Linked DNA regions of Homo sapiens: region 1 is linked to region 2. A link is a loop called in an ENCODE intact Hi-C map of the cell type or tissue named here. Cell type or tissue: A673. All regions are shown on one strand. Each heading gives the region's core, and the rest is flanking DNA. Links, peaks and the distances in the headings are about the cores only.

Region 1 (4,406 bases), core at 191-4,190, 620 kb after region 2:
GACAAATATCTATTTATTTATGTAAATTCTGTTTTCTGTTTTGATATTATGCTTAGTATAAAATGAGGTACAGGAGTGGGGAAGATTTTGTCTTGGATGTAAGACCCTGAGTCTGTACTTCCCTTGGAAACTCGTATGTAGGCAGAGCTTGCTGTCTCCAATTACTCTCCACACTGATTCTCTTGGCTCTGTGGAGTAGCTCTCATTAACTTATAGAATATAGATATAAGAATTCTTTGTTCACAGAAGAAAGGATATGTCTTTTTCCCTAGCGATTAATGCTAAAGTAGTAAAATCCATAGTTCTAATCTGTAATTGTTATAAACTCATAAATATAATCTCCAAGAGAGTGGGGACATTGTCCATCTGCCATTCTGCCCACCATATCTACAACACATCTGGCACTGAATAATCTTCCAGTAACTGATGTTGAATAAGTGTATGGAGAAAGTGTATGATTAGGAGATAGGTTGACATTTTCTTCTACCAAGTAAAGTTTATAAATAGTTGTTTGCAAGTGGAAAACATGTGTCTATCTATGCATTCATGACATACGTGAGTGAAAAGTGAGAAATGAGATCGTGTATGAATTAATAGGAGACCTTCATTAAATGTTAGTTTCCCCATTCCAGAGGGACAGGAAAACAACATTACACTGCCCCTAATTTTAAAATCCCTAAGTTCATATATAGCTTTCATTAAGACAAATCATCAAATGTACTATAAATCATATGAAGCTTGGGGCAATATCCATTTTTCTGTTTTGCTTTTGTTTTGTTTCCCCAGCCTTTAGCACAGTGCCTAGAATATAGAAGACAAATATTTGTGAAATAAATAAAATATGTATAAATGAATGAACAAATGAATTACAAATGCATGAATGAATCATTCCAAATTATACATTAATCAATGGAAAATATTATTGAAATGTAATTTGTGTTTATTTGTCTCCTTCAAGGAAAACTATTTGCTTATGAATTACCAGTGCAGGATAAAGTAAATAATTTACAGAAAATTACAAAGTAGAATTTAACATATGAAATTCCTTTTTAAAAATGTTCCAAGGCAAGAAGAACCAGGGAGCTGACATGTTCCTAGATCCAGGAGCCACCCAGTGGATTGACGATTCTTATCATAATAAGACTTCCTTGAACCATCCCCCACCCAACCCTTTTCCAGAAAGAGTTGAAGACAAATCTACAGTGAATAGGAGGCTGAGGCCACCACAGTGAGTTCCAAGAGTATGCACCACAGTGCCCCCTCTTATTCAATCCCAATCATTGCTAAGCAACTAACTGGTTGTCAGTGGTGGCAGAGATAAAAAGCCCATTCTGCTTCGAGAAGAATCCCTTGGCAGAAGTTACTGTTCCCAAGCTCAAAAAATAAATCAGGAAATCTATATCTAACATATTAGAGAAGTATTAAACTTGATTTTTTTCTGCTAAATGAGAGAAGAAAGATGAGGGAAATACCCAACTAAAAAATATATAATAATGCAGTTTTAGGTTGACAATGAAGAACAATGAAGAGGTGCAAACAGAATCCAAACCTAGCTTATAATCTGCTTTGAAATGTTTAAATACAAGAGGTTATATTCCTGGAAAAAAAGCTAAAGTGTGAATTCTGGAACAAGGGTACCAGTCAATATCGATAGCAAGGTCTTCTGCACAACTGCAGTGGCTGGGGCGGGCAGAAGGGAAAGGGAACAGCGAGGGAAGGGTAGGACTGCCTTCGCCGTATGGATGCCATGCCCTTGGTGAGAGCAAGATTTGAATTCATTTAACCCGTTTGCTTCACAGTATTCTCCATTCCTCTACTTTTTCGGAGTAAGAATTTAAGAGATCCTCTTTTTAATAAAATAGATTTTTACAAAATGTAAAGTTCTTCTCTCACTTACCAACTTTAAAAATCTCTAAGGAGGACTTTAGAAACTGAAGATCAATTCCTGATACCTCCATGTGAATAGCTTTGTAACTCAATGTGGTTTTTCGTTTTCTTGTTTTTTTTTTTTCCTGAAAACAAAATTCATGTCTTGAAAAGGAACACCAAAATTCCAACTCCACAACCTTTGGGAAGTCCCCCATGAGCTGCTTGTTCACGGATTAGCACCTAGCTGCAGCTGAGAGAGATTCTCACATGCAGGAGAATCAGACTTGTGTCCTGGACTTAGCAAAGCATGATCACACTCTTTGTCCTTATCTACCCAGCCACAGCTTCCAGTGCAAGTGTCCTTGTGCCCTGGTGCCTGATATCCAGCTCCGGCAGCCTAGAAAATCAGTTAGGCTTTTCAGTCACAGCACCCTCTGTGACAAACGTGTGGAGCACCGCACGACTTCTTCAACCAGCTGGTTTTTCTGGCATTCGAATAAAAGTAAAAATAGAAAACAAAGAGGGAGAAGAAAAGTGACAAGCTGAAACCTGCGAAGAGAAAGAGGACAAGGTACAGAAAATTGGCTCCAGGACGCCAGGGAGGGGGCGGGGTATGATGGGCTGCTACTGCCATCTAGTGGCTGCATGACACTCGGTGAAAACTAATAAATCAGGCTCCAAGGGGCTTTGATTTATTTTTTCAGTTCCAGGCGAAAAGAAAATGTCTTCATAAATGAGCTGGGACAGTGGTGAGGAGATTTTTTTTTTTTTTTTGGCCCTAGTCAATGACTTCCACTTCGTTTGGTAAACTGGGGAAAGATAGAGGAAACCTTACCAGAGCTGCCTTAACAAGTGTGTCCCTCTGCTTTTCTATTTGAGACTTCAGCAGACACCTTCTTCAAACGACGGTTTCCCCTCACGCCTAGGTTGCCGATTAGGACAGAAATAATCATGATAAAATAAGTATTCCTCCAGTTAAATTTGAATTTCAGATAAACAACTAATAGATATTTTAGTATAAGTATGTCCCATACCATATTTAGAGCATATCTACACTAAAAAACATTTATTATGTATCTGAAATTCAAATTTGTGGCCATTTGTATTTTATATGATAACCCTACCTCATCCCCCAGTAAAGATAATATTTAGCTAAAAATTTTGATAGTAAGTTTATTTTAGGACTGACCTGAAATATGGCTGTCCATGAGAAAAATATATTGCTTGCATCATTTCTGCTCACGACTATTATTACAGATGTTGGTATGAATAAACATCTTAAAAGGGATAATTCATAATAAAGGTAATATCTTAGACATTGAATTAAGTCCATTTTAATCTTTCATACTGAATTCCCGTTTGTTCTATGACATATATATCCGAGTTGGAAGCTTGTGGGAGGCAGATAGGTTTGAAGATCTAGTCACTAAAATGTACTTCAAATTAATAACCACTTATTGATTAGAAACCTGTATAAATGTGTTAACAGGACCTGAATGTTATTGGCTCAGAGCTTACGTTTAGGGGCACAAACTATTATGAAATGTGTATAAAAAGGACTCCTGTCTCAGAAAGACTCTCTCTTCTCGCCAGGGAAACAAGAGTCTAAAAAAAGACCCAAGCGTCTTAGCAGCTTTATTTTTCACCTTTAATACACTTGACAATTTGACAGATTGAATTTTGCTTTTTAGATTTTGACTTTTAATGAGAACATTCCTTTTATTTCACTTGGCTGAAGGACAAGATTTAAACACCCACTGAACAAGGATAGCTTATTAACTGCCACAAAGGTGCTGTGGCTTGAATGATCATGTGTATTTAGGACAACCTATTCAATTGATGGATGAGGCTAAATCTTCCAGAATTTACTGCAAACATGTCTTAGATGTGGTACAATCATGGCCATTTTTCATGACTTGTGTGAGTCATTAATTATAATGGAAGAGCTCCCTAAAAGGGAAAATGATAATCTCATTTGGTGTTGAAATAGCCATAAACCCAAAGAGTACTTCTAAGTAAATGATCATGTAAGACCTGCAATAGAAACGTGAGCCATCCTTCCCTCAATCCTCACAATTCCACATAACCACACAATAGTAATACCCCTTCTTTGCTTGTTAACACTAGACAACCAACTTTCTGTGACTTAATTGTATTTTTCAAAGTAAGCTAAAATCTAACCTGCCTTGTCAAAATAAAAGAGCTGACTGATAGTAAGCAAATTGCTTTGAAATTCCTGGAGTAAACCATCCTCATTGGGATGTAACTTCTGCCAATTATTAAAGGATGCCTCGGCCCCAAACAGAGCACACCTAGATGTTACGCACCTTAGAAACTGAGAATATAATACATTATGCACTTAATGGTATTCTGATACAGATATACACTACTTAACGTAATAGGTATATTCCTAAATAGTGCATCAATTCAGATCATCTTTTTCTATTGAATTATAATATAATTTAGGAGGTGTATTGTTCTTATTTCTATTCCTCCATCAATTGCTAGTGATTGCTAGTACATAAGCTTATACTTAA
Region 2 (4,406 bases), core at 82-4,081:
TATTTTACAGCTATTGGAAAAGATCACTGGTGTTAAGACAGCTCTCACTTTTGACTTCCATTCTCTCTTTTGCAGATTTTTTTCAGTCTTAAAATATCTGTTATTGACGCATTTGAAACAACTGGGCCTTTGTTCCTTTCTTTCTCTTCTTCACCATTTCAATAAGTTCTATTTTCTATGTTTCTGACTTTATTTAATGAGAAGTAAGTTAAGTTTCTAAGTTATAGCTAGTGTTCAAACAAACAAATAAAATTATTGAAAATCCTTGATGCATCTGTTGTTATGGAAAGCATATGAAAGATTTACAGAGATTAGTATTTACCTATAGAATAAATAATTAGAGAATCATTATATTTTGAATTATTGTATGACTATGATCATATGAAGAGGTTAGTGATGGAAGAGATTATTTGTGAATTAATATAATCAAAGAAATCAGTGCTGAAACCTGAAAACTTGGAAGATGGGACACATAATATTTGGTTCACTGATATGAGACATATTTGTTTTTGAGCAGATTAGAAAGGATGTGAAAAAGTATCAAGCAAAATAAAAATAAAAATAAAAAGGTGTATTCCAGTGAAAAACCAAAAATATTCTCATTTTTAGAAGGATTCATTCCAGAATGGAGCAAGAATATGAAAGCAGGATAAACTGACTTGCCGGAAAACTTTATGTAGTGAGTAAATAAAGGTCTGACAAAACCATAATGAAGCTGGACTCCCGGTATTGCAGTAGAAAATGTAACTACTGCTTGAAAGGTTAGGGAGTCTCTCATGCCTGCTGCAACAGGTAGTGTTTCCACGAGTCCATTCCCTTTGACTGAGCCAAACCCATCCAGAAGTTAGAGTTATTGCAGGTTATGAGGAAGAAGCACGAGCATCTCTCTTTATTAAGGAAAAAGGAGGAGGGAGCAAGGCAAGCAGTGCAACTAGGGACCTGCTTCTCCTTCCATGGCTGGGCCTAATATAGCAATATCCCTCCCAAAAAGCTGGCCAATATAGGGATTGCACACAGCGAGGGCGTTTTACACCTAGGAGCTTGTCGTTAAAAAATCCAGCTCATTGACCCATTGAAATAACACTTTGGGTAAGTGTCTGCTCCACTCCTGTTCCATAGCACTTATTTCTACTTTTGTTTTCTGAACATGAGCCCCACATCCTTAACATTCAAGAATAATTTTAAACAAAGTTGGGTTATAAGTAAATTTTGTCTTTAACTTTCCTGTTAGGGAAAGCCTCTACAGAATAAGAGACAGTAATAAGCGGATGTACTAGCACATCTAGAGGCCATTCCTCAAGGGACACAAAAGGAACACTTGCAGAAAGCGTGGTGAGAGATGAGGAAATGATGATCATCTCAAGGTTGCATTCAGTTAAGAGGCAGTGTAGAAAAATGGGAAAGAGTGCAGTCAGACTGCTTGGTCCAAATTTGGGATACTTCACAACTAGTGTGACCTTAGCCAAATCTTTTCATTTCTTTATGCCTCCATTTTCACTTTTTGTGCAAAGGGGATAAAAATAGTACTTTTCCTCATGGTGTTTTTACAAGGATGAGTGATGTATGTAGTGTGTAAGGTACGAAGAACTTTGTAAACATTACAAAAATACAGCTGACATTTATATAGAAACTCACTTTACCAAGCCATGTGCAAATACGCAAATATAACTTCATAGTACTCTGCAAGTTCTTTTCATTATCATTCACATTTCACAGAAGAAACTGAAGCTTAATAACTTCCTGTAAATTTCTCGAGATCACAGAGTGTATAAAGGCTCAAAAGGATTTCATCTACTTTTGAAACTTTTGTTCCATCCTTCCCCCATCTGTCTCTGAATTCTGGTACTAAAATTCAAACACAACCTTTTGTGTCTAGGAATGCACAAACCTAGAGTATGGAAAGGAGGGGGGGCAATGGTCTATATTTTGCAAGCTCGCTAAATATTTTAAGCTTTACCCTCAACCCATTTGAGGCATGATATCCTCTGTACTTTTAATCTGCAATTAGTACAGTATTTTATTGTCTCCACCTTTTATTACTTTTATCAGAAACTTGTAAACATATTGTACTAAGAAAAGTTGTAATTATATTCTTCTAAAAATATTAGCTAGAAGTTAAATCTCTATTATGTCCATGTTAACCTGGAACTTTCCTTCCCTTAGTAACATAGTCACATTTAAACAATGCTGTGACATTTATAATTTGGAAAGCATGCAAAGTGAAATGAGTCTGATAGGGAAAAAAAATGCACAGAGAGCCTCAGAGCAGGCATGCTACAGCCAAGTTTAAAATGCTCATAGCTCTGTTCCAGACATTTCATGGTAGTAGCAAAAAGAAAAAAAAAGCAACATATTGCATTAACACAGAAGCATGAAAATGCCATAGCCTATTTATGGGAGACAGGTGTTAAATTATAGAATAGTGTATTGTTCTTATGGTATTTATGTCTTTCAAGTTTGACATTCCAGAAACAATGTGACTCGAGCTCATGAATAAAATTAGAATCATTTTCTTTCTTTCTTAAAAACAAGATACTGTTTATTTCCTCATTCTCGCTTCTATTGGAAAAATAAGTCGAGGTAAATTAATCTATGTATCTTACTAACACAATACAAATTATGCTTATGGGAACTAATTAAGTAGGTAAAGCACATTTTACATGTGGACTTTCAGATTATTTTTTCCCCGATGCCTGTGGTTTCAAGTTGCAGGAATTTGTTCAGTGACTTTGAGAATGGAGTAACCGTATTGCTTACAGGAAGCAGAGAATGATAAATAAAGACATTGGGGATTTGGCAAGAGCAAAAATAAATAAAATGTACCTCCTTCCAGAACATCTTAGATACTCTAATGTGATAATTCATAATACAGCTCATTTGACAGGATGGGGAGTAACGTGTGGGTTTGATCTACTAAATAGCTCCAGAAAAGACCATGGTTTTTTATACTGAATAAATAAAAGATACACTTGTACACACATAAACTGGGGAAAAAAACTGCTCATATTTAGTAAATCACTTTTTTCTCTCTATTACAACATATTTCTTTTTTTCTTTTAATCTAGTTTTCATTATAAATCAGACGAGTTATGCCAGAAGTGTGGGTTGAAGGAATTTTAATTAGTTGGTTCCTAGTAGCAAAATATATTGTTCAGAAAGTTAATTTAGAGCTGTAGTGTGTTTTGAAGATGAGGGATGTGTATGTGTGTGTGTTGGGGGGCATATATTGCATAAAAATGAGGATACATTATGAAAAGTACATTGTTAGGCAACTTCATCATTGTGTGAACATCATAGAGTGTACTTATACAAATCTAGGTGATATAGCCTGCTGCACACCTAGGCTATGTCGAATAGACTACAAACCTGTACAGCATGTTACATTACTGAATACTGTAGGCAACTAAAACACAGTGATACTTAGGCTACACTAAATTTATTTTTAAAAATATTTTTCCTTCAATAATAAGTTAACCTCAACTTACTATAATATTTTATTTATAAACTTTTTAGTTTTATAATATTTTTACTCTTTTGTGATAACACATAGCTTAAAACACAAACACATTGCACATCCGTACAAAGATATTTTCCTTCCTTATGTCTTTTTATATGAGCATTTTTCTATTTTTTATTTTATATTTACTTTTTAAGCCTTTTTGTTAAAATTAAGACACTTAATTATGAACACCACTGTCCTCCACCTGCACAATCTTGTCCCACTGGAAGATCGTCAGGGGCAACACATGCATGGGGCTGTCATATCCTGTGAGGAACACGCCTTCTTCTGGAAAATACCTTCTGAAGGACCTGCTTGTGGTTGTTGCACAGTTTACTTCTTTAAAAGGTATACATTCTAAAGTAATGATGATAAATATAGTGTAGCAAATACATAAGCCAATAACATAGTTGTTTCTTAGCATTCTGAAGTATTATGTCCATAACAGAAAATGTGATGGTCTGTTTATACCACCACTACCACGACGTGTGAGTAAAGTATTGCACTATGACGTTATGACAGCTAAGACATCACTAGGTAATAGAAATTTTTCAGCTCCATTATGATCATACATGTGGTCCATCATTGACCAAAATGTCAGTATGTGCCACACAGCTATATGTGTGTGTGTGTTTATATATATATATATATGAATATATATGTGAGTGTACCTGTATACACACATACATACACATATATACATTATATTCACATATAAACTATATTTTATGTCTGTATAATATTTGTGCTCACATATAAAACTCAAATATATCCTTTAAACAAATCTTTTCATCACCAATTAGTCATGGTGATTTGGGGCCATCCCTATATTATTACTAGTAGATGATATTAGCATATTACCTTCAATCTCAATGCCTAGTCTTCAAAAAAAAAACATTCAAACTAT

What was found. A loop is a pair of places that touch in the nucleus more often than their neighbours do. Peaks named below come from ENCODE experiments on the same cell type or tissue, not always from the same donor. Only the 100,000 strongest peaks of a DNase experiment are listed, where the experiment ranks them.
Region 1: a loop joins it to region 2, with 5 times the contacts of the local background. A loop is called at or near these places in 8 of 110 quality-filtered maps.

Annotation. Positions count from the first base shown.
Region 1 is chr3:102,671,788-102,676,193 of GRCh38, reverse strand. LOC105374016 (a long non-coding RNA gene) reads left to right here. Exons shown (of 14, transcript XR_001740824.2): 5 at 1,066-1,228; 6 at 2,208-2,440. Among named protein-coding and RNA genes, the nearest start is that of ZPLD1, 240 kb to the right of the region's middle. In A673, for the core only: CTCF peaks have their summits at 1,176 and 2,508 (motif pointing left); DNase peaks (open chromatin) are centred at 1,173 and 2,463; H3K4me3 peaks cover 547 bases; H3K27ac peaks cover 1,065 bases.
Region 2 is chr3:103,289,890-103,294,295 of GRCh38, reverse strand. No RefSeq gene overlaps it. Among named protein-coding and RNA genes, the nearest start is that of MIR548AB, 230 kb to the left of the region's middle. In A673, for the core only: no CTCF peak of the experiment used is centred there; no DNase peak of the experiment used is centred there; H3K27ac peaks cover 1,724 bases.